Regions from separate parts of the Homo sapiens genome. Here region 1 is linked to region 2. The links are chromatin loops, found by intact Hi-C in ENCODE. Cell type or tissue: PC-3. All regions are shown on one strand. Each heading gives the region's core, and the rest is flanking DNA. Links, peaks and the distances in the headings are about the cores only. Region 1 overlaps CHSY3-AS1 (CHSY3 antisense RNA 1). Region 2 has its middle 440 kb from the start of HINT1.

Region 1 (2,939 bases), core at 163-2,662, 820 kb after region 2:
CTCATTTAAAAACAGGTGAAATTGATTTTCATACTTTTTATTCAACTTAATATACCCAAAATATCGGGAGATATTTTACATCCTTTTTATTAGTACTAATTTTTCAAAACCATTGTGTGCTCATCACTTACAGCACACCTGAATTCAAACTAGCCACATTTCCAATGTTCAATAGACACAAGTGGCTAGGGACTACCATATTGGACAGTGCATATATAGATCCTTGCAGACATTCATAAAGACTTTGGCTTTTATTCCGAGTGACAATGAAGCTGTTGTGTAGAGTAGTGATCTGGTTTTTATTTATTGTTTACAAAGATCATTCTAGCTCCTATGGGGAGAAAATAAACTGCAGTGGGACAAGGGTAGAATTAGAGAAAACATTTAAATCTTTATTGAAGTGACCTCATCACTTGAGAATAGAAGGGAAAAAACAAGCCTCTTTTTTTTTTCTTCCTGCACAGTGTCTGCCCCTTTCCTTATTTGTAATAAGTAGAAGCTTTGGGAAAAGATTTTTATGTAAATTTAATTTTATATGTATTCAGATTCCTGTTATTTGTGGGTGTTATTTGTGGGCGTTTCCCAAAGTCAGTGAAGTAATTTTCTCATCTCACTTTAGTTCTGAAGATACATGACTTTTAGAGGAGGTAATTTTCTGGGAAATCTCTATCAAGAACTCACTTTTTTATTTTCAAAACATTAAGTAATAAGTTATAGGAATAATTTTTAAAAATGTCAATTGGATGTAAGGGTTGTTGAGGAGGAAATTTTCATGGAACTAACATTGAAGAAAAATAAACATAATTGCATACCAAAATATAATAAAAATCTATATACTGTGTTAGAGGAAAGAATACACAAATATAGGTAATTCTATAATAATAACTCTGGAAAAAATGTCTCATATAGTTGCTGTTCTTATCTAAGCAAGAATGTGCCAATAAGTATACTTGTGAACCATCTCATAAAATCTCTGTGAAGCACCTCTATAGTGGATTTTGAGAAAAAAGCAATAATAAAATCCTTCTAAAATTATAATAGTTTACAAAGAAAATTACAAAACTGATTTTCTGTCTTTCCTAAACCCTTTAACTATTTCAAATATGTCCATATTAGACTACAGTAACATATGAATTATTTGCCACCTTCTCTGAGCTGTAGCTACTGGAACATAAGGTATCATCTGGATTCACAGTGAAGACAGATTTCTTCTTGTAGAGATTGTGTTCCTGTGGCTTTGGAAAGACTTTAATGTCAACCACCCCAAGACAAAGTCTGCTATACTTAGCAGAGAGTCTTTGAGCAAACTGCTCTAATGGGACTACATTAGATATTAAAACTAATTGGAAAAGGTTACTAATAACTTTAAAATCACAGAAAAGGCGCAAGTGACTTTAAAGGGTGGAATCATTCTTTGATCATTTATGAAAGTAAAAGGTCAATATATACATGAATGTTCAGTTTATGCTTCTGTTACAAGGTATAATCAAGATTAGGCTTGTACTGACACTTTGAATCAGGATTTTACTAAGCTATTTTGAATGTTATCATTTTTTCTTGACAGATCAAGGCTGAGTTAATTTCATTTGTGTGAAGCAACTGTGGCATCTAGTGGTTAATAATCATAATGGTAATTCAGTTTGTTCCTAAGGGATAAATTGTGTTACAAAATATTTTTATATTGCCAAGGAGTATTATAATCAGAGGGACATAATAAGATAACAATTTGATTCTATTTTTATTTTCTCAGAAATCAGCATGAGAAGATGATCAAAATTCATATATTGAAACATGAAAAGGTAAATTATTTATGGCATATCATAAAACTATGTAAGTTTCAGAGCCTGGTATTAATCTGCATTTAATCACCATGAAAATATTCCAGTAAATTTTTTTACACTGAGCAGATTTGATGCTACCAAAGGTTTATTAATCAAGAATTACTTTTTAGGTATGATAATGCTATTGTAGCCTTGTTTTTTTATACAAAGAGTCCTTATTTTCTGAAATACATACTGAAATGTTTATAGATAAAATGGTATGATATCTGGGATTTAAATATATGGGATGGAGGGAGGTGCTAAATGGATGTAGATGTGAATAGGGTCTGATTGGCCAGGTATTGATTACTATTAGGGTAGGTAATTATCTTCAGATAAATTTGGATCTCTATAATAAAAAGATTTTTAAAAAATACTTCATTTGTTTAAGGTCAGAACATACTCTTCATTTATTTTCTGTAGATTTACCTAACCAAGATATGGTCCACTTGTTTAAACAATCAGTGAGAAGATCAATTGAGGAGGAAAGAATGAAACTCCTCCTGTCACTTAGGAAAGGGTCAAAAAGCAATCAATTGAAATAAAAACATCCACTTCTTCCAGCCCTTCTTGGCCCCATGACAGTCTGAGACATAAGCAAAATACTCGGTCAAGCTTTTACAAAGAAAAAGGGACTATTTACACATGAGAATTTTTTCGTAAGTAGTAATAGTCTCTGATTAGGTAATGGGCTGCAAAATCTCAAGTTCCTAATCACTAAACTGAATTTATGCTAAAAAAAAAAGATTTTTATTTTTAATTGCCTCCGTTCACTACTTTCCTAAAATATGAATAATCTCCAATTCAATATTTCCTATCTCGGAAAACTTAAAATAAAATGCATGTGCCACCTTCTTTCTGTTGCTTTAATTGTCAACCCTGTTAATTATTGGTTTCCTTTCCTGTCCCATAGATCTGTGCTGTTCAGTAGAGATATAATATTATCCACATATGTAATTTAAAATTTTTTAGTAGCCACATTTTACAAAGCAAGGACATGTGAAATTAATCTTACTAATATACTTTATTTTATTTTCCTTAATGTATCCAGTTCCAGTAGAGAGTAGAGTTGTGGGTATTCGAGGCTGGGAAGCATAAGGGGGAGGAGGAGGAGAACTT
Region 2 (2,939 bases), core at 273-2,772:
AAAAAAAAAACCCAGAAAGTTTAACCATGGAGAAAAGACTAAAAGTTGTTACCACACCCAGTCTGACTTTTCTTCAACTATTCTTCTGATGGCAGCTTCAAGAGATTACCCGGGAGACTTTTATCTGCCTACTAAGACCACTTCTGTTCACGGTGAATTTCCTGTTCCTCACCTTCCTGTAACCTATACACAAACTATAGTTTGTCCTTGGTCTCATTCAGCATTCAGAGAAAATAATTTACAAACCATTGTCTTGTTTTCAGGCTCATTCATTCCCTCTAAAATAATTTACTAACCCTCTAAAATTTTCTACAGCCCCACCATCCCAGTTTCCCTCTCCCCTACATAGAGGACATTTAAGCCTCAACCATCTGGCCCTTCTTTGAGTCTCATATTTTATACGGTTCCATTTATGTCTTTTCTCCTGGTAATCTGTCTATTATCAGTTCATTCCAGTGAAACTTCAGAGAGGGAAGAAGGGAAGCTTTCCTACAATCCCTACACTCCTTTCTGACTATTTCTCTGCTATCTTTGATTGAGCATACTGTAATTAAAGTGGGATTTGATAAGTGTGATTCTAGGTAAGATACTCAGGTAGGCTAATTTATCTTCCAGTTTCTTTCAACACCTTGCTTTTTCTTCTATTCTTCTATCTTTTAGCCTTTACATAAACTCCTTTCTTTAAACATAATCCTTGATTTATTCTCATTTATCTATAATTTGGAAAATTGTCTGATAAAGTCATTTTGGCTTACAATGATTTTATCTGGAGAGGAATTAATTTCTATCCTGCTCCCATCTACTGCTGCAGGCTGATCCCACATCTAGCCAAGAAAGGCAGAAGAGCTTACACACTTCACTATCTGAAAGCATCAGATGAGCTGGACCAATGCTTGAAATAAGATGTTTCCCCTTAGCAACTAAAATTATTCCTATAGATGACAAATACCAGGGTGGGGGCAGGCATTCCTAGACAGATGCATAGAACTATAAAGGGAAAGAAAAAAAAAACTGAAGTAGATTCTGAGATATGCTAACTCTGCTTCTGTTTATGGGCATGAAAAGTCTTTTTCCTTGGAGGACTGAATGTTAAAGATGTGTGTGTGTGTGTGTGTGTGTGTGTGTGTACCTCTGTGTAAAAGCATATGAAGATGTATGTTTATGTGTGTATCTGAGCACATGCATGTACTCACGTAATTAACTCATTATCTGGATAATTTTATATTAGAAATATTATAAGAAATTCCTCTGTGACTGTGTGTGATTCCTTTTCCTTTCTGATAATTTACAGTAATTACAAGTCTTTCTATGGCTGTTTAGTTTCAAAGATGATATCTGGGTAATGCTAGAAGCCAAAGTCATATGCCTACACACTCTAGCAGCCTCTTTTGTCCCAAGACTACCTAAATTCCTACCTGGATTATCCTCTAGAGGGAGCGAGAGGAAAAGAGTGCATAGTGATTATGTGTATGGTCTGAGCCTCAGAGAGGTCTGTATTAAGGTCTCTACTATTTAATGTCTGTATAAATTGGACAGATTATTTGGCCTCATTAAAACTCATTTTTTTTCATTTGTAAATAGAGGACATGTAACTGAGAAGCTTGTGAGTATGAAATAAAACATGTAAACTAGCATAGTGTCTGACATTTATTAGGTGCTTACTGAATGTTAATTATTATTGTTATTGCCATAATGATTATTACTAGTACTTGATTATTACTACTACCAACACCACTAGTATAACAATCAGTACATGTAGTCTTTAATGTTTCTATTGTCCCTTGGAGTTTCTGTAGTTAATAATCGTCAAACACATTACAAATTTGGATATCAGAAAGGGGATATTTTATGTTGGCCATTTTAAGTAAAAGATGAAATTTTATTAACTCGAAAGAGTGCCCTTTACTCATGTCAACTTTCTATTAGGAAATGAAAAGTCGGTTTGTAATAGGAACAATTGTTCCTGATTTATGTGTTTCAGATATGGCTATGTGACTGTCAGATTTTATTAATGTGAGACTCACCTTTAAATGTGATAATGAAATATTGACTAGGAAAGAACACTAAGTACGCATTTCAAGATGAGTTTCTATGATTGAAATTTTGTTTAAAAAATCAACTTGAAGAAAACTACCATTTATTAAGTATCTATAGATGTCAGATACTCTTTTAGATAAGTGATATTTTATGACATTTAAAAAATATTTATATTTACTGATATTATCCTGAGTGTACACATGAAGTTTCTGAAACAGAGCATATTATTATTTATTTTATTTTTATAGATTTAGGTGGTACAAGTGCATTTTTGTTGCAGAGACATATTGCATAGGGGTGGTCTTGGCTTTTAGTGTAAACATCATCTGAAAAGTGTAAATTGTACCCAAAAGGTAATTTCTCATCCCTCTCCCCCTCACACCCTCCCATTTTTGGGTTCTCCTATGTCTTTTGTTCTACTCTGTATGTTCATGTGTTTCACTTACAAGTGAGAACCTGCAGTATTTGACTTTCTATTTCTAAGTTGTTTCACTTAAGATAATGGCCTCCACTTCTATCCATGTTGCTGCAAAAGACATGATTTCATTATTTTTCATGGCAGAGTAGTATTCTATGGTGTGTATTGACCATGTTTTCTTTATCCAGTAGTCCGATGATATGGACACTTAGGTTGATTCCATGACTTTGCTATTGTCAATAGTGCTGTGATAAACATGAATGCAGGTGACTTTTTTATATAATGATTTCTTTTCCTTGGGGTAGGTACCTAGTATTGGGATTGCTGGGTTGAATGACAGTTCTATTTTTAGTTATTTGAGAAATTGCCATACTGTTTCCATAGAGGATGTACTAATTTATGTTCCTCCCAACAGCATTTAAGTGTTCTTTTTCTCCACATCCTCACCAATATCTTTTGTTTTTTGTCTTTTTAATAATAATCA

What was found. A loop is a pair of places that touch in the nucleus more often than their neighbours do. Peaks named below come from ENCODE experiments on the same cell type or tissue, not always from the same donor. Only the 100,000 strongest peaks of a DNase experiment are listed, where the experiment ranks them.
Region 1: it touches region 2 in a loop (8-fold over the local background); 10 of 110 quality-filtered maps call a loop at or near these places.

What each region holds. Positions count from the first base shown.
Region 1 is chr5:129,898,321-129,901,259 of GRCh38, reverse strand. It overlaps CHSY3-AS1 (CHSY3 antisense RNA 1), which reads left to right. Exons shown (of 3, transcript XR_002956248.2): 2 at 1,751-1,799. Among named protein-coding and RNA genes, the nearest start is that of CHSY3, 4.7 kb to the left of the region's middle. In PC-3, for the core only: a CTCF peak has its summit at 1,606 (motif pointing left); no DNase peak of the experiment used is centred there.
Region 2 is chr5:130,719,048-130,721,986 of GRCh38, reverse strand. No RefSeq gene overlaps it. Among named protein-coding and RNA genes, the nearest start is that of HINT1, 440 kb to the left of the region's middle. In PC-3, for the core only: a CTCF peak has its summit at 1,432 (motif pointing right); a DNase peak (open chromatin) is centred at 1,436; H3K27ac peaks cover 599 bases.